Regions from separate parts of the Homo sapiens genome. Here all the other regions are linked to region 3. A link is an interaction called in ENCODE POLR2A ChIA-PET data of the cell type or tissue named here. Cell type or tissue: GM12878. All regions are shown on one strand. Each heading gives the region's core, and the rest is flanking DNA. Links, peaks and the distances in the headings are about the cores only. Region 1 overlaps GNB5 (G protein subunit beta 5). Region 2 holds the start of LOC112268150 (a long non-coding RNA gene). Region 3 has its middle 12 kb from the start of MAPK6-DT.

Evidence for each region. ChIA-PET counts read pairs that join two places held together with the same protein. Peaks named below come from ENCODE experiments on the same cell type or tissue, not always from the same donor. Only the 100,000 strongest peaks of a DNase experiment are listed, where the experiment ranks them.
Region 1: POLR2A ChIA-PET joins it to region 3 with 12 read pairs; 3 of 35 experiments call an interaction of 5 or more read pairs at or near these places.
Region 2: POLR2A ChIA-PET joins it to region 3 with 17 read pairs; 8 of 35 experiments call an interaction of 5 or more read pairs at or near these places.

What each region holds. Positions count from the first base shown.
Region 1 is chr15:52,132,589-52,139,152 of GRCh38, reverse strand. GNB5 (G protein subunit beta 5) reads left to right here. Exons shown (of 13, transcript NM_016194.4): 8 at 3,397-3,540; 9 at 5,684-5,775. Among named protein-coding and RNA genes, the nearest start is that of BCL2L10, 23 kb to the right of the region's middle. In GM12878, for the core only: no CTCF peak of the experiment used is centred there; DNase peaks (open chromatin) are centred at 1,192 and 3,342; H3K27ac peaks cover 935 bases.
Region 2 is chr15:52,100,188-52,105,887 of GRCh38, reverse strand. It overlaps LOC112268150 (a long non-coding RNA gene), which reads left to right and starts at 5,344. Exons shown (of 2, transcript XR_002957719.2): 1 at 5,344-5,418. RefSeq lists enhancers at 1,096-1,165, 1,186-1,305, 4,762-5,056, 4,957-5,116. In GM12878, for the core only: a CTCF peak has its summit at 968; DNase peaks (open chromatin) are centred at 1,017, 2,227, 3,707, 4,917 and 1 weaker place; H3K4me3 peaks cover 891 bases.
Region 3 is chr15:52,003,452-52,010,015 of GRCh38, reverse strand. It overlaps a transcript of MAPK6 not described here. Among named protein-coding and RNA genes, the nearest start is that of MAPK6-DT, 12 kb to the left of the region's middle. RefSeq lists enhancers at 1,441-1,580, 3,193-3,322. In GM12878, for the core only: no CTCF peak of the experiment used is centred there; DNase peaks (open chromatin) are centred at 865, 1,735, 3,065 and 3,445; H3K4me3 peaks cover 677 bases; H3K27ac peaks cover 4,794 bases.

The sequences.
Region 1 (6,564 bases), core at 660-5,659, 130 kb before region 3:
TTATTATTAACACAAAGCTTCATGGATGATGCTGATACATGGCCTAGTTTGGGTACTACTGAACTCATGAACCTCCAGCTTTCTTCAATCCCTGGGATCTAGGTTGATAAAAGAGAAACTCAAGCGGCTGGTATGAGACTATGGTATTAAACTTACAAATTCTCTGCATTCCAGAACAAATGAGTGACAATGAGTTAGGGGTTCTGTTTAATGCATTTATATGAATAAATGTTTGGTCTTTAAACTTTATTTTTACTTATATTATAATGAAGATCAGAAACACAAAATTGAAAAGTATTAGAAATCTACTTTTAACTTTTAAAAACTATTCATTTCTTTGATCAAACAGTATGGTATGAAAATTTCCTAAATTAAAGAGCAAGACTGGGGTAGTTGCTTAAAGAAAATTGTTTGGACCTGGTGTCTCAAAATAAACTGTAAGTTACTGCAAGTGTTATTAGGAAAGCAGTGAGTTGGAACAGCCACTAGTGGGTGTGGGCCAGGAGAGATTGAGGGAATTTGAGCATCCAACAAAATATGAGTACCCAAATTTCAGCCTCGGTTCAGGTTTTGTGTGTCCATAAGCTACTTTGCTAGCTTAAGTCATCTTGTTGGATGTATGCAGGCCTCCTGAGGGAAGTCAAGGCTGGAGGGGGTCCTGTGGACAGCCAGTGGGTGCAACACCAGGGCGGGAGCAGATTCCCCTCCTTGTAATTTGTTCCTTCCCTGCAAAAAAAGAAAAAAAAATGAGTTTTTTTTTTTTTTTTTTTGAGACCAAGTCTCACTCTGTTGCCCAGGCTGGAGTACAGTGGCGTGATCTCAGCTCACTGCAACCTCCGCCTCCCAGGTTCAAGCGATTCTAGTGCCTCAGCCTTCCAAGTAGCTGGGACAACAGGCGTGAGCCACTACAACTGGCTAATTTTTGTATTTTTAGTAGAGTTGGAGTTTTACCATGTTGGCCAGGCTGGTCTTGAACTCCTGACCTTGGGTGATCCGCCCACCTCAGCCTCCCAAAGTGCTGGGAAAAAAATGAGATTCTTTATGTTCAAGGCCTAACATATAAGAGAGAGGGGAAGAAAAAGGGAAAGGGGGCAAAGGGTGAGGAGGAGAGATCCCATCAGCAGCTGGAAATTGAAGGTGTGGTGTGGTCAGTGGTTGCATTGCATGCTAGCGGTGCATAAGGCCTGATTCCTCTTTTCTTTCCTCAGCCATCAGTAATCATCCGCAAAGGGCTCTCTTGTGGACACTTATGCTGCAAGAGCCACTTCCTCCACGGTCTTATCACCTCACCCAGGCCCTGTGGAGCAGCCAGAAGGCAGGGAGAGCTTCTCCCTTGCAGGTCCCCTCCATTGCTGTCAGTACCCAGCTGGCTCCAGGGCTCTGTGATGCCGCCAGCTGGGCCTATGAGGGCCCCGAACCCTGAGTCCTCACTGCCTTTCTCCCAATCCCAGGAAGGTATGCTCAGCCAGAGCCCAGGCCTCATACACACTGGCAGTGACAAAAAGTAAAATTCCAGCCCTGTCCCCATGTCTTTCCCTGGGCACCCCTGTGTGCCTTTACTCTATGGCTGACCTTTGTACTTGTAAGCTATCCAGAGGCTCTTTGGGCCTCTGCCAGAGTTTCCTAAAACATACGTTTGCTTTTCTCATTCTCCTGCCCAGAAGCTTCCAGAGTGCTCTCTTGGCTTCAGACTGAGTCCCCACCTGTGAACGGGCTCACCTTTCATTTAGTGCAGACATAGGCCCCCCTGGAGTTTGTCTCTCCCCTTCCCTTCTTTCACCTGGCCAGCTCTCACTCTTCCTTGAAGACCAACTCAGATATCACCACACTGGGTTTGGGACCCTCCTGTGTGCACACCTGGATCCCAGCACTTCTCATGCTGTTGTCATTGATCCTTGTCTACTGGTGATGTCAACTCCCCAAGCGAACATCAGAAATACTTGCAACCAAGCAAAGCTAAGGTTATCTGACCTGCCACAGTAAGGGAGAACCTCCACTTGGCAGAATCTTAGTAGGTTCTGAAAATGGAGGAATTAGGGAAGGGTACTTAGAGGATTTCAGGGTCCAGGCTTGGTGATTTTAAGGTGGGTCTTGCAAGGCCGTTTTAGCTTTGGATTGGTGAGCCCAGCAAGCGAACAGTCTTTGAGTCTGGATGAGCAAGCTGTTAATCTTGGTAAGTTGTCTAATCGATTCACAGTCTTTTCTCCCAGGAGCAGGTATTTTCTGCAGCAAGCAGTTAAGTTATTTTTACTTGGTCTCAATATGGTTTAACATAGTAACAGGAAAGTTGGCCTGGTCCCAGAATTGTTTAACACAGGGATGGGGAATTATGTTGGTTTCATTCTTACTGGCAATCCTATTAAACTGAGTTCTGGGAGAACAGAAACTGAGACACAATCTTTCTGCAAACCCTCATGCATTAGCAGAGTGCCTGGCAGACACTGTCAGCACACAGCAGATGTTTCTTGAACCTGTGTATGCGTGAATATCCTCTGGCACCCGTCAGTGGTCCTGGGAAGCCTCTGGGCAGCACTGTGCTCGGGAAAAGCAGCAACAGAGAATGTCCAACAAGATGCTGCCTAGACCCCTGCTGCTCCCAGTGTGCCCCGTGACCAGCCTCAGCATTCCCTGGGAGCCTGTGAGAAGTGTAGACGCTCAGGCCCCACCCCAGACTCTATTAGCAAGCAGCCCAGTGATGTGTATGCATCAGTATCCAAGAAGCACTTTAAGTTTTTGGCCTGCACAGCAGTGGGAGGCATCGAAGGTTTTAAACACTCAGTAGAGACTCACGGAACACTTCCTACGAGCCAGGCATGTGTAGAGCCCTGTAGGTACCACCATGAGGCCGCCAGGATTTCAGCTCTGCTGGGAGGCAGGCATATAAACACAACTCAAGGACTGTGAGGGTAGGAAATGCACTCTTTCCTTCTTTGTATAGAAGAGAGATTTCTGTGCATGAACCCAGATACAGCAGGTAGGGTGTGTGTGTGTGTGTGTGTGTGTGTGTGTGTGTGTGTGTGTGTGTGTGTGTGTGTGTGTTTTCTGCTTTTCCCTGTGTGTGTGTGTGTGTGTGTGTGTGTGTGTGTGTTCTGCTTTTCCCTGCAAAACGTTAAGCCTCTGATTGACTGCCCCCGGCATAAGCAATAACCACAACCATATAAACACAACTCAAGGACTGTGAGGGTGTAGGAAATGCACTCTTTCCTTCTTTGTATAGGAGAGAGATTTCTGTGCATGAACCCAGATACAGCAGGTAGGGTGTGTGTGTGTGTGTGTGTGTGTGTGTGTGTGTGTGTGTGTTCTGCTTTTCCCTGCGGAACGTTAAGCCTCTGATTGACTGCCCCCGGCATAAGCAATAACCACAACCACCCACTTCCTGTCCTTTTCTGCGGGCAGATCCTGACAGCGAGCGGCGATGGCACATGTGCCCTGTGGGACGTGGAGAGCGGGCAGCTGCTGCAGAGCTTCCACGGACATGGGGCTGACGTCCTCTGCTTGGACCTGGCCCCCTCAGAAACTGGAAACACCTTCGTGTCTGGGGTAAAGACCCAGTGGAAATTCCCTAGGGCTCCTGTGTCCACTAAGGAGGCTTATGGTGGCAGTTCTTGTCCATTCATGGGATTAGCCTAGGCACTTCCCTAGAAGGGGCTGCAGGAATTGTTCTCAACTCCCCACTAAACCCCCAGCTCCTGCAGTGACCGCACTGGCTCCAGGCCCCTCTCGGGGGCTTGGTGGGCAGCTACAGGGCTAAGCTGTGAGGGCCTCCTTCTGTTCTGCCACTGATGTTAGCAGTCTATAGAGTAATCTGGAATGTTCTCCTGTATGAGTGCTGCAACTCAAGGTGCATATCTGCCACATTTTAAAATGTCATTCCTCAAGTAAATAGCAGAGAGTTAGCATCTGAGAGCATCAGAGATGCGCACAAGGGCATGGCAGGTCAGATGGCTACTGAGCTGAGGCAACGCTGTGATGCCACCAGGACTTTGAGGCCTGTGGGGCACTCTCCTACCCTACCCCTGCCAGCCACCATCCTCCCTCCCATCACAGGGTGCAAGAAACAGAGGCTTTGAAAGCTCAGAATTGGCAGACAGGGCCACAGAGACTCAGAGAAGCACTAGACTAGGAGTCAGGGTGCCTGGGTCAGGGCTTTGCTACCTGACTGTAAGTCGCATCCGCTATAAGTTGGCCATAGTGCATAGTGGTATTTGCACTTCCCCTCCCCAGGATGGTACAAGCAGTAGATGGAAGAGTTTGCAGTGTGTATGCAAATGGGAGGGGCAAGTCTTTCTGGGGCCAGCCTGAGAATAAGGACAGAGAGCTGGGCCAGCTGACCTTACCATGGGTCCTGTCTCACCTCCGTCAGGAGGCAGTGGTGAGACAGGACAGTGACGCACACACTGTCAGGTGACTTCTGCAGCTGGGACACATAAGGGACCTTTGCTCCAGGCTGCCCACATATCGATCCTGGGAGCCAGGCCAGGGCTGTATGAGCTGTAGTTAGCAGGGACCCTGATTTTCTTCCTGGGTATTTGGCCATGTGTAGATGTTTCAACCCTGTGCCTTGGTATCACTGTATTTATCTCTCCTCAACTCTACTGTGTTTTTAAAAAATTACTGCTATTACTGTAGATCATATTGTCTCTTTCAGAGCACTAAACTGCATCCAATTGAGTGTCCTCTAAAGATGTGAAGGCCTTTCTGGTTTCTTTGCCCACATTTTCAGTAAAGACACTCGGGATGCTGAACTCCCACAGCGGGCCTTCCTCAGATGTGTGATGGTGCTTCATTACACACCTCCCTCTGCTCCAAGTTGAAACCAACAACTTAGACACCAGTTTTAAGCTGTTACTTTTTAGCTGTTTGATCATATAAGCTATTTGACTATTGAGAGTCCACATTCTACTACTTAAGCTTGATAACATGACCACTCTGCAGGAACTTATCAAACTACTCCCAGAGCCTTGATAGGATAATGGAAAAACCCTCATGTCTGTGACCTTCTGGGTCATGTTAGCAACCTGAAGAGAGCATTGACTTTATAGGTGTTGAGGCAGACGCCCAGGGAGGTGACTTGCCTAAGCCACCCTGCGCGTCGATGGCAGCACCCTTATGGGCCCCTGGTTTGCAGATTCCCAGCCCAGCATGCTGCTGAGGGTGCAGATGGCCCGGGGCACCTGGCTCTCCAGCTTTGCTGAGGGCTGCCCCATACACCAAAACAAAGCTGGGACTCTCGGCTGCTCCATTTGGGCACTGCCAACCCATTTATTAATGTCACAACTAGAGAGGTCCCACCACACACCACTGCCTGCCTGCCTTGCCCTCTGGGCTTAGGGAGGCAAGTATAAAGAGAAGAGAGAAAAGAAGGAAAAATGAAAGGAAGGGAGATGCCCGGGGGAGGGTAAGGAGGGTTTGCCTCCATTCAGAAATGTGCAAAAGAAGAAAACAAGCTAAAAGAGGAAGCCGAGTGCCTTCCCTCCTGCCTCCCATCCCAAGACCTAGTTCTAGGCGTCTAAGGGCTTTCTGACTAAGGAAAGTGCCCTCAGGTAAAGCTAGTCTCAGAAAAGTGTGTTGTCAACCATTTGCTAATGGGAAATAAATGGTCTGTGTTATATAACTGGGACTCGTGCCTTGTCTATAGACATTCCTTAAAGTGGCCATAACTCTGGCTAATTTTCATTTGTAGGGATGTGACAAGAAAGCCATGGTGTGGGACATGCGCTCCGGCCAGTGCGTGCAGGCCTTTGAAACACATGAATCTGACATCAACAGTGTCCGGTCAGTGAGTAGAATGTTCATGCCACCTCTCTGTTCTGCCGGCATTGCCTGGCTTGGGTAATCCTTAGCCCAGGAACCGCCTCCAGACTCAGTTTACTTGGCTGAGAGAGGCCTCCCCGGGAAGAAAGGCTGATTGTGGTGGAACTGAACAGTGCTCCAGAACTCATGGAGAATTTTAATTTAATTACATTAGGAGCAATTAATATCCTCCCTAAGTTGAATCAGCATTTTTCATCCATTCATTCAATAAATATTTATTAAGTATTTATATGCTAGATATTATTCTAGGAACTGGGAATATATCAGTGAACAAGATGGACAAGGTCTCTATTCTCTTACAGGAGACAAACTAGACCAAACACAAATATACAATTTCAGATACTGATAACTACTATGATAAAAGTAAAACAGGGAGATGGGATGGGTCATTTCTTAGAGGTCAAAGACAGCCTCACTGAGAAGGTGATCTTTACATTGAGGCCAGGATCATGAAAGAGCCAGGCAAGCAAAGAGCTGGGGGAAGAGCACAGAGATGAGAGGTTAAGGGACCTAACAAAAGGCCAGGTGGTCACTGGAGAGTTTTGAGTTGGGAGGGGTAGGGGTGGCTAACCTGATCATGTTTTGCCTTTAAAAGATCGCTCTGTTGGGAAGCTGAGGCGGGCAGATTGCTTGAGCCCAGGAGTTCGAGACAAGGCTAGGCAACATGGCTCAACCCTGTCTCTACCAAAAAAAAAAAAAAAATTAGCAGGGCATGGTGATGTGTGGAGGAGGCTGAAGTGGGAGGATCGA
Region 2 (5,700 bases), core at 701-5,700, 96 kb before region 3:
CAATAGCAGTTCTCAAGGGGTGGCAGTTGTGAAGTCTTGGAGACTTTTGGCCTGATACACGACCATTTGTCTACTTTGAAAACTTATCTTCTCTCAAGTTTTTCCTGCATTCCTGGCTTCTAGCACTTCCAGGTAAATGCTGTTTGCTTCACTCATTGTTTTTTTCCAGTTATACTTTCCCTATAACTTTGGAGTCCTTCTGGACCTGCCTCCCTCATCTCCCTGCTGTTTTTCCCCACCAGCACCTGATCATTCCCAGGACATATTCTTTTTCTTTGTTAATCAAAATGTCTTCCATCCTCCCTCTAGTATCCTCGGTGTTCAAATACTTACTAATGATCTTAGTAACGACCTTCGTTATCGTTAATGGCCCACAGGTGCACAAAATCACATTGATCATTAGTTCATAACATTCCTAATTGCTTTATGCATGCATGCTTTTTTAAAATTTTTATTTATTTATTTATTGAAATGGAGTCTCGCTCTGTCTCCCAAGCTGGCGTGCAGTGGCGCCATCTCAGCTCACTGCAACCTCCACCTCTCAGGTTCAAGTGATTCTCTCGCCTCAGCCTCCCGAGTAGCTGGGATTACAGGTGTGCACCCCCACGCCTGGCTCACTTTTTGTATTTTTAGTAGAGACAGGGTTTCACCATGTTGGCCAGGCTGGTCTCGAACTCCTGACCTCAGGTGATCCACCCACCTTGGCCTCCCAAAGTGCTGGGATTACAGGTGTGAGCCACCGTGCCCGGCTCAAGCTTCCCAATTTTAAGTCCTGTAATGGTGACCCCCAACTTTCAGATATAGTTCAAATTGCTGAAATTAATTCACCAGGGCCTATGTGATCAGCATTTTATTCAATTGTTTTTTCTTTATTCTAAAAAAAAAAAAAAAGGGTTACATGTGCAGACTGTGCAGGCTTGTTACATAGGTATACGTGTGCATGGTGGTTTGCTGCCCCTATTGACCCATCCTCTAAGTTTCCTCCCCTCAACTCTCACCCTTATTCAAATTTCTGGTCTTACATCCTGCTATGCACAAACCACCCCACCACACGCTGTGCCTTCTCCACCTCCAGGCTGGGAGGTGGAGGTTGCAGTGAGCCAAGATTGCACGACTGCACTCCAGCCTGGGCGACAGAGCAAGATTCCGTCTCTTCCCTGCTTCCATCTGCCCTTCTACCTACTGCATTAGTTTTGCAGCTGAATCCTGCTTGCTATTCAAGTCTTCTCTTCTAGAAGTCCCCTTGGGAGGACCCTGTCCTGCACAACATCCTGTACTGTGTGCTCATTCATGGCTCAGACTGTGGCTCTTGACTTGTCTCACCCTGTGTGAACCATAATGTCCTTGAGGGCAGGACTGTGTCCTACTTACAGCATTTGTATACCCAGTGCCTAGCAGTGTCTGGTATGGGATGGAGGAAGGGACCTATGGAAGGAATCTGAGCACCAGTACTGATTATACACTCCCAGGCTGGGTGAGGTGGCTTATGCCTGTAATCCTAGCACTTTGGGAGGCCGAGGCAGGAGGATCATTTGAGCCCCAGGGGTTTGATTGAGACTACCCTGGGCAACATAGTGAAACCCCATCTCTACCAAAAAAAAAGAAAAAGAAAAATTAGCTGGGTGGCCAGGCGTGGTGGTTCATGCCTATAATCCTAGCACTTTGGGAGGCCGAGCAAGATGGATCACTTGTGCTCAGGAATTTGAGACCAGCCTGGGCAACATGGTAAAACCCTATCTTTACAAAAATTCAAAAATTAGCTGGGCATGGTGGTGCATGACTGTGGTCCCAGCTACTTGGGAGGCTGAGGTGGGAGGATTGCTAGAGCTCAGGGAGTTGAGGCTGCACTGAGCTGAGATCGTGCCACCGCCCTCCAGCCTGGGTGACAGAGGAGATCCTGTCTCAAAAAAAAGAATTCAGCTGGGTGTGGTGGCACATACCTGTAGTCCCAGCTACTCAGGGGGCTGTAGGTTGAAGGATCACTTGAGCCCAAGGAGGTTGAGGCTGCAGTGAGCCATGAGCACACTACAGCACTGCAGCCTGGGCAGCAGAGTGAGACTCTGTCTCAAAAAAAAAAAAACAAAACATACACCCCCGTTTCAGCTTCTAAGCAAGTAGCTCTCTTGGGGCTGCTGTGGGCCCCTGTTCAGATGGTCACAGGAACATCCTTTCCTACTGATCATGCAGACCTGTCATGAGCTGGCCCTGATTTCTGAGCTGTCTTACTAATGGTTATGACTCAGCCTCACTCCTGTGACCCACTGCCAACATTTGCATTCTGCCTGGGAACACATCCTTTCTTTGTACAAAACTAACACCAGGATGGGAATCAAATCTACAGTCTGGGTTTCAGAATTAATTATTTAATTGATGGAGTTAAGGAGGTAAGAAAAACATTAATACTGTTGACAACTACAAGTTCCCTGCTAGGCTGCAGTCCTGGAAGTGAGGTGAAGAAAGTGTTTAGGGTGGAAGGAATGATAACTATCCAGTTTAGTTGAGGGTCATGTAAGATAAGGACTGAGAAATAACCACTGGATTTAACAATGTGGAGGTCATTCATGATCTTAAGAAAAGCAATTTTGCTGGAATGGTAGCGGGGGAAAGCCTGAATGAAGTGGGTTCAAGAGAGTATGGGAGGAGAAAAATCAGTCAGCATGTAGAGAAACGATTTCAAGGATCATTATTATAAAAGGAAAGAAGGAATGTAATCATTGGAGAGGAAGTAAAATTGAGATGATTTTTAAAACCTTTTTTCATGTACATTTTCCAACATACAAAAGAATAGAGAGAAAAATAAAATGAACCTACATGTACTCATTATGCAGTTTTTTGTTTGTTTGTTTTTTGAGACAGGGTCTCATTCTATTGCCCAGGCTGGAGTGCAGTGGCGCGATGTCAGCTCACTGCAACCTCCGCCTCCCAGGCTCAAGGGATTCTCGTGCCTCAGCATCCCGAGTAGCTGGGATTACAGGCTCCCACCACCATGCCCAGCTAATTTTTGTATTTTTTTGTAGAGACAAGGGTCTCATTTTGTTGCCCAGGCTGGCCTCAAACTCCTGGGCTCAAGTGATCCACCTGCCTTGGCCTCCCAAAGGGCTGGGATTACAGACGTAAGACACTGCACCCAGCCAAGAGGGTTTTTTGTTTTGTTTTGTTTTCAGGGAGAATTAATAGCATGCATGAATGCAGATGGAAGTGATGCAAGAGATGGAGCATTTGATGATGCAGGCAGGAGAGGAGAGGAGATCTAGTGCTGTGAGGAGGAGGAGCCTTGAAGGTTCATCCACAATAAGATGACAGAGGCCAAGTACAGTTGACCCTTGAGCAACACAGGTTTGAATTGCATGGATCCACTTACAGGCAGATTTTTTCAACCAATTGCTGATGGAAAATATGGTATTCGAGGGATGTAAAACCTGAAAGGCTGATCTTTCATCTACACTGGTTTCTGTGGGGCCCAGTTCTGTAGAACTCAAGTTCTGTGGAACTTGAGTATGTCTGGTTGGGGTATTGTGGGGGGTCCTGGAACCCATCCCCTGCAAATACAGAGGGATAACTGCATATGGATACAGATGCAAGGTATTAGGAGATGTAGAAGAGAGAGGGTGTGGACGTTCTGTTCAGATGGTTTTCATTTTCTCTGTGAAATAAGAAGCAAAGTTCTCATCTGAGAGCCAGGCATTAGAGGTCTGAGGAGAAAAGAGGAACTGAGAGAGCAGGGGCTGAGTGCTAATTATCCACCACGCCATCCTTAAGATGAGGAAGAGGAGGGCAAGTCCATCAGCTTGGCCGCCATTAAAACACAGTACACAGGGAACATCTGGGGCATGTGGCGTGGAAGTGAAATCTCATCATCTCAGGGTTCGGGAATTTATCTTAACTTTGGACGTGATCCGAATGCCAAGTCACTGGAAATTTTATTTTTAAAGAATCAGCATTAATTAATGAGCCATTTCAAGGCCTAATGAGCTAGTTATTGCAAAGTTCTTTCCGGTGAGCATGAAAGGGGAGAAACTGCCTTTGCTCCTGTTTTATTCCTTGAGGTTCTGTTTTCTGATTTGAAAATTTTCAAAATCAGGTTGGGTGTGGTGGCTCATACCTGTAATCCCAGCACTTTCGGAGGCCGGGGCGGGCGCATCACGAGGTCAGGAGTTCGAGACCAGCCTGGCCAACGTGGCAAAACCCCGTCTCTACTAAAAATACAAAAGAAAAAAAATTTTTGCAAAATCAACATGGAATTTTTCTGAACTGTTTGTTTCATAGTTAATTGGAAATAAAAGATTATTCAAAGTATACATGATTTTTCCTTTCTGTTTCCCTCCTTTACCTTTATCTCTCCTCTGTATATTCCTGCCTCCTTTCATGAGAATCAGTAACTTATGATGGTTAATTAATATTTATTCATCATTGACTCTATGCTGAGTTCTACTCATTTGAGGAAACTGAGACCCAGAGGTTGAGTAACTTGCCAGAAGACATGTAGTTGTCAAGAGGACAGTTCTTGAACCAAAATCATCTGATTTCCAAGACAATTGTTTTAGCCATGACACTGTTTTTTGCTTTTGTTTTTGTTTTTGAGACAGGATCTTGCTCTGTCACCTGGGCTGGAGTGCAATGGTAGGATCACGGCTCAATGCAGCCTCGACCTCCTGGGCTTAAGGAATCCTCCTGCTTTGGCCTCCTGAGTAGCTGGGACCACAGGCACAGCCACACCCAGCTAATTTTTTAATTTTTCTTTTGTAGAGACGAGGTCTCACTATATTGCCCAGGCTGGTTTGGAACCCCTGGGCTCAAGCAATCCTCCTGCCTCAGCTTCTCAAGATGCTGGGATTACAGGCATGAGTCACCGCCTGGCCCTCAGCCATGACTCTGCGTCTGCCTGGTTCTTACCCAGAGGTTCCCCTCTGGGTTCCAGTCACGAGATGACATGCTGAAAGCAAACTAAGAAGACATGGCTGGCCTGCTGACCCTGCCTGCTCTCATCTCAGCCCTGATACTTTTTAACTGAATGACATTGGCCAAGTGTCATAAATTGTTTAATACAGTGGCTGCCTCAGCATCCATTTTCAGGCCTGACCTAAGTTGTCTGAAGCCCAGTCTCACTGTATCACCTCTGGTCTGGGTAACACTTCCCCTCCCTGAGTGGTTGTTTGTAATGCGGCCCATTTGCTCTTCATCGCACTGACCCAGAACCCACACATCACACAGCTGCTGACCACGATCAAACCTAACGGCCAACACCAGACTCCTGTGAATAAGCCCCGCTTTGCACGTGTTCTTCTTGAATCAGCCAAGCCACACCCCCACGGGAAAGCCCCAGGACAAAGCTCCAGGCCCTCCCTCTCCTCTCTGGCTTCCCGTGGCCCCTGAACTCCCCCTCGGGCTCCCTCTGCTCGCCGGACCTCTCTGGGATGTGTAAGTAAGAGATTTCTTCTGTTCCTGCGTTTTGGTTTCGCCTCCTCCTTATGCCTCACCTGACTGACACCCTAGAACCTACCCTTCCCCCTGGCCACGGCTCTCCTGGAGAGTGGCTGGTTTCTGACCCCCTCCAAAGAGAGACCTCAAAACCAAATTAGAGAGACAGCTACATATACAAATCACAATACCACGTTATTTAACCTTCCTTAACTTCTGTAACCTCATCGGGAAAATAAATGCCTATTAATATTTATCCCAGCACTTTGGGAGGCTGAGGCA
Region 3 (6,564 bases), core at 630-5,629:
GTGGATCACAAGGTCAGGAGTTTGAGACCAGCCTGGCCAAGATGGTGAAACTGTGTCTCTACTAAAAATATAAAAAGTAGCCGGGCATGGTGGCGGGCACCTGTAATTCCAGCTACTCAGGAGGCTAAAGCAGGAGAATCACTTGAACCCAGGAGGCAGTGGTTGCAGTGAGCCAAGATAGCACCACTGCACTCTAGCCTGGGCGACAGAGCAAGACTCTGTCTCAAAAAAAGAAAAAAAAAATTGCTTAAATATTTTAGACAAAACCTGGCTTTCCTTGTAATAAAATCAATTTCTGAGACAAAAACTATACATTTACTTTTTAAATAATGGTTATATAATTAAACATTTAAAAGTACTGGGAAATATCTATTGGAATAATTTTATAAAACCAAATAAATAATCCAAAGAGCCCCTCTAATTTTTCTGCTTTGGAAGTCAGAATTTTCTGGAAGCAAGGCAAATTTGTAGAAATGGTAGAATTAAACTAGTAATACAAAACTTACAGCCTCTCCCAACACACACATTTTAAGAGAAGCATAGAGAGAGTGACACTTTCTGGCTTCAGGGAAATTTAGTCCAAAGGTTTTCTTATTTGCATTCTGTCCTTCCTTCTATCTTGAGAGGCCCAATACCTTGAAGAGAACAGATACTCCTAATTTCTGGAGACAGTGTCCAACTTGAACCTCTTGAGACCACAAAGCCTTCTATAACTAGTCTCAGATTTTGAGAACAACCTGGGTCTCTGCCACATGACCAGAGTAAATAAAAGGAAAGAATAGACCGGATGTTTGTCAGCCCATGTGCAGGGAATGATAAATATTTTGAGTTGTGGAGACAAAGCAGCTTTCAACTCACAAGGTCATGCTCCTCCCCTTTGCACTTCAGTAGTCAAGCTATCCTGTCCTTTGAGGAAGAAGGTAATCACTTCCTCTAACTAATCCTGTACCCAACATTTGCTTTCACTGGTCATTCTGAGTGCTCCATTTATCAATTAGTATATCATATGGTAGGCTTAGTAGGTCTGCCTTCCACAATCCTGCCTCTCACCTCCCATTTACCACTTGATAATTACTACCACTGGAACTCCCTTCCCAGAAGATGTCATCATCCCCAGAAACTGATAACCACCTCTGGAGTCTTTATCTGCATTCATCATTGCCTCTGGCAATCCCCTAGGTCTGGTGTCCTGGAAGAAAAATGGCCAGGGGCTCAAGAGGCCTAAGATTCATCTGCCCATCCTGGCCTCACTCTAAACCTATGAGTGCCCATCCCATTCCCTCCCACAACCAGGGCATTACACAGGGCCCTGCGTGCAAAAGGACCCCATGCTTGGTTTAATGCTCTGCTATGACCATCTTGACATTCCTGATGATTTTATCTTTGAACTCGTGTTGTGTAGTGAAGTCAGATGTGGCAGTGGAGCACGCAGGTGAGCAGAGGAGATAGATGCAATAAGTATGTTCACTATTTCCTGCCACCCTGTTCATGTATAGTGTTCTCCATGACCCATGTGCACAGGATTCTGGTGAGCCCGCGGTGCATCAGAATTCAGCAAGACAAAGCAAATAAGTATTAATACAAGGTAAGCCTGTTTTGTCTACGGCTGAGTAAGTGGGGGTCCTGATAGTTCTGAGAAGTCATGTTTTCCACTGGAACCAGAACTTCAAACCGAAAGAAGGCAATGGCATTCTAAGACATAAAAGACCACGGTACCCTATCATATCTTTTCTTTCTTGTGTCACTTCCCTGTGTTAGCTGACTGCTTGTGCTGAGGACATTTCCTTTGCCTTTCAGTACTTTCTTACTCCTCAGTAAGTCAAAGGTGGAGTGTTAGTACAATGTGTGTGCATCAGGAAGTGAAATAAGGGCTGGGCACAGTGGCTCACGTCTGTAATCCCAGCACTTTGGGAGGCTGAGGCGGGTGGATCACCTGAGGTCAGGAGTTTGAGACCAGCTTGCCCAAAATGGTGAAACCCCGTCTCTACTGAAAATACAAAAATTAGCCGGGCGTGGTGGCAGGTGCCTGTAATCCCAGCTACTTTGGAGGCTGAGGCAGGAGAATCACTTAAACCTGGGAGGTGGAGGTTGCAGTGAGCCAAGATCACACCATTGCACTCCAGCCTGGGTGACGGAGTGGAACTCCGTCTCAAAAAAAAAAAAAAAAAGAGGTGAAATATCAGTTGAGGTAGTTTTGTGTAGTTTTTATACTATTCTGGTAATAACCAACTATATATATATGTAAGAGCTAAAAAATAGAAATTATGTCATTTTGGTGAGTCCACAAAGGAATTAATTTTTTTTTTTTTTTTGAGATAGAGCTCTAGCTCTATTGCCCAGGCTGGAGTACATTGGTGCAAACACAGCTCACTACAGCCTTGGCCTCCTGGGCTCAAGCAAATCCTCCTGCCTCAGGAATTAAATGATCTTATATTTGTATTTAAAACTGGCTTTGCACAGTATAAAAATGAATTATAACATTCATGCTAGTAATTTAAATTTTTCTTTTTTCTTACGTAGAATAACATTAAATCACATATTTAAAACACTGTAACAAGTCAAGAGAGAGAGAGCAGGAGGAAAAAAAGTTGTCTTCTTAACTAGCTTAGCAGCATTTTTATTTTTCTGCCTTTTGAACCAAAGGGCCCCAGAAATTATGTAGCCAGTCTTGCTAGAACCCCACCCCCCAGAAGATAGCCCTGAAGAAGGTGGGTCAGGGACAGACTCCCCACCTGCTCCCACTCCCCTCCCTGCCAGAGCTGGGACAGGAGAAGTGAGAATATCTCTGCCCTTGGGGGTAAGTGTCCAAGGCTGCCTCAAAGCCCAGCCGCCCACACTTGGGAGCAGCACTTCCTATAATAAACACACAGGCTTCATTACACAGGGAGGTAGGAAGTGGGGTAGGAAGGAAGACCTTGTTCCTTCTGGGGCACATTTTCCCATAGAAACAATGTCGTAGGTCACAGTTCTATAGTCTCAAAGTCAAGCTGCATATGGGCTAAATGGCCTTCTAAGAGTTGGCCTGAGAACAGAACCAGTATTTCTAACATTGATTCTCTGGGGAAAATACATTTTCAGTTTCAAACAACCAAGTTAGAAATCAACTTTTGGGAACATAACTCAGTCACAAGCAGGGACTGTCTGTACCTTCCTAGCTTAGAAGTGCTGAGACCACAGAGAAGGATGGTATTTGTTAGACCCAGGTAAACAACTAAATGTTAATGACGCTATTAATAAGTCATAATTTCACTTTATGCTCTGGTAGATATGAAGGGTCCAGTTCTTCAGATTTGCTGCTTGAAGAACTTGATTGCAGGTTTACCAGGGTTGATTGGCCCCTGGCAACCAACACATACCAACCAAGTTCAAGAGATTGTACCCTAGACCAGCTGCCAATCCACTAAGCACACAAGAATAGCTGTGCTGAGTTGTACTCATGATTCATCCCGGCTGATATTCTCACACAATGATTGTGAACTTCTGTGTTTTAGTCATTGTAAACTCTAGTGTTGAGCACAGTGTCTGAATGTAGTGGTTTCTCAAAAAAATGTTAGTTGAAAACGAAAGGTGAATAGGGGTTTCCTTCAAATTTCCCCTTATTTAATTCTACTTTTAAAGCAACTTTCTTCTTAGGAAATCTATTTGGTCATTTTAGTTACCTCTTTCTATGACCTGGTATATCTATTAAATACTAGACTCTTTTTTACGGTTTCCAGGGAGAATTAAATGCATGATTCCAGGTATAACTTCATTACCATTTTGTCAAATGTAAGACAAAATAATGCTTTCAGTTCTGTTTTCCACGTTCTTAGCAAACAGGCCTAGCATATTGTTATATGACTTTAGGAAACAGTCAACAATAACTCATGGGTCTCTTTCTTAGAATAAAGCACAGCTCCCAACTCATCTTCTTTTAAGTGACTTTAGACTAACAATACTAAATGCATTATTCCAATTCAGTACAGAATGAAACTCATTTGCCATATTTTTGTCCACTCACATAAGCTGTGTGAAGCTTATCTTTTCAATTTAGATCCATCTGCTTGGTAGTTACTACTCTGGAGAGCTTAAGGCCATTTCCTACATGGGCCTGCTTCCACACAGTCTATCACAGTTTTAAGTAAGACAAGTCCCCCAGCAGTAATCCTTGGGGGCTCCACTGTGAAACCAGAAGAATCTCTCTGATGTCTTGGCACCAACGGTAGTCAGCAGACCTAGGTGTAAGCCCCAGTTCTGCCACTTAGTTGTTTGATTCCAGGCAAGTCATTTAATCTCAACTTTAAAATGGTATAAATAGCACCTACCTCCCCTCCCTCGAAGGGTGGGGTCTGTCCAAGGAATACATGAGATAATGTGTGTGGAAGCACCCCTAAAATGCTAACCTACTCTAAATAAGGGGTGCTGTTAGTATCTTCAGCCAGAAGCTTGCCTGTTTAAACTATCATTCACCTAAGTTAAGCCAGATCTCTCTCTCTCTTTTTTTTTTTTGAGATGGAATGTCACTCTTGTTGCCCAGGCTGGAGTGCAGTGGTGCGATCTTGGCTCACTGCAACCTCCACCTCCCAAGTTCAAGCAATTCTCCTGCCTCAGCCTCCTGAGTAGCTGGGATTACAGGCACCCGCCACCATGCCTGGCTAAGTTTTGTACTTTTTTAGTAGCGACAGGGTTTTGCCATGTTGGTCAGGATAGTCTTGAACTCCTGACCTCAGGTGATCTGCCCTCCTCAGCCTCCCAAAGTGCTGGGATTACAGGCATGAGCCACCGCACCTGGCCCAGATCTCTCTTCATTCATTCAAGTCATTCAACAGATAGCCTTTGAGTGCCTATTTTATCCAAGATAGAACTTTCTCCCACCTTTTGGGGTAACTTATTTGGGGGGTTTTGTTTGTTCTTCTTTGTTTCCTCAGTGTTTAATGTGTAAATTGGTAAAGATATTTTTTAAAGTGTAGCGTTCACATGCTTATTTACCCCTCAAAGAAATGTCGTCCAACAGTGAAACATGAGGCATGCTCAAGCATGTTGCTGCAAAGGAAGAAGGTCAAACACAGTCTCTGCCTGCATCTCTCCACAGAAAGCAGGAGTCCCTTCCACGCTCAGCCTCAGAGCGACAGAAGGGAAAATCCAGAGTGGGGTTGCTATGGTTTGAACGTGTTCCCCAAAAAGCGTATGTTGGCAACTTAATCCCCAATGCAGCAGTGTTGGGAGGTGGGGCCTAATTGGAGGTGTTTAGGTCATGGGGGCTCCACTCTCATGAATTGAATCATGCTGATTATAATAAAGCTGGAAGCTTCAAGTTCAATGTCTTGCCCTCTGGAGATCGTTCTTGCCCTCTTGAGATCACTCTTGCCCTTCTGCCTTCTACCATGAGATGATGCAGCAAGAAGGACCTCATTAGATACTGTCCCCTCTTAGACTTCCCAGCCTCCACAACTGTGAGCCAAATAAATTTTTTTCCTTTATAAATTATTCAATCTCAGGTATTCTGTTATAAAAAGCACAAAACAGACTAAGACATGGGTGTAGCTGAGAGGGCCAGTGAGAAAGGGAAACAGGGGCAACTATATAACCCCTCAGATACCAACAACCGCTATAATAATAAATGGATCTACTTACATGAAAGCAGCTTATAGCAATCTCCTTTAATTAGCCCGTGGTCCTTTCTAACAAAGAAAAATCCCTTCCACTTTTAGAAGCTTCTGATGAAGGCTTATGGATACTGCTTCCAAAGGAAAGATAAAAGGCAAAGCATTCCTAGGGAAAAGGAGGAAAGACGTATTTGTAAAATGATTTAGCTGTACAGCAGGTTATGAAGGAGTGAAAAGGAAAAGATTAAAATGGTTCTTTCCCTCCTCCCTCTGTGACTCAGATTAATCCTAAAAATAATCTTCATCCCAGTATGAGACGCTTAGTAAAGACTCACATCTCCACAGACCAATTTTCATGATGGTCGTGGGGAGGAAAGGAACAAAAGGAAAAGGGAGATAGGGAACAGGAGCTACTAAAGGTAGTCTAGAAGAGACTTCACCTACTCAGAAGAGGTGAGGTGAAATTAAAGGCCAGTGTAAATGTGAGGCAATAAGCATTTTGCATTCTTGCCCTATTCTGAAGTCTTGGAATTATATTGCATCAGCAAAGATGAAACTTCAATTTACTGTTTCACTCTTATCTCTCACTAATTCTTCTGGCCATCCCTATTTTACTCATTCAAATGAATTTTCATCTCTTCAACATCATGCTCCTTTCTTTGCATCAGCAACAGGAGGCTCTTGACATTTTTTCAGTCACATTTAATTTGTGTAAGTCTGTCCATTTGTTTTAAAAGCATTTTATTTTTAAAGTTTTTCAAACTAACAGAAAAGTTGCGCACATAGCATAATGAATTTTTACCTGAACAATTTGAGAGTCAATTGCTGACATGATACCTGTGGTGGATGTTGAGATGCTTTGACCAGATCCCCCTCCAAGGAAAGACTTGCTGCCCTGCTGTGGGGACTGTGCTCAGCACACAGCTGTCAGCTACCATTTCCTTCCGGGTTTGCCTCATGTGCAGAGAGCTACCTTGCC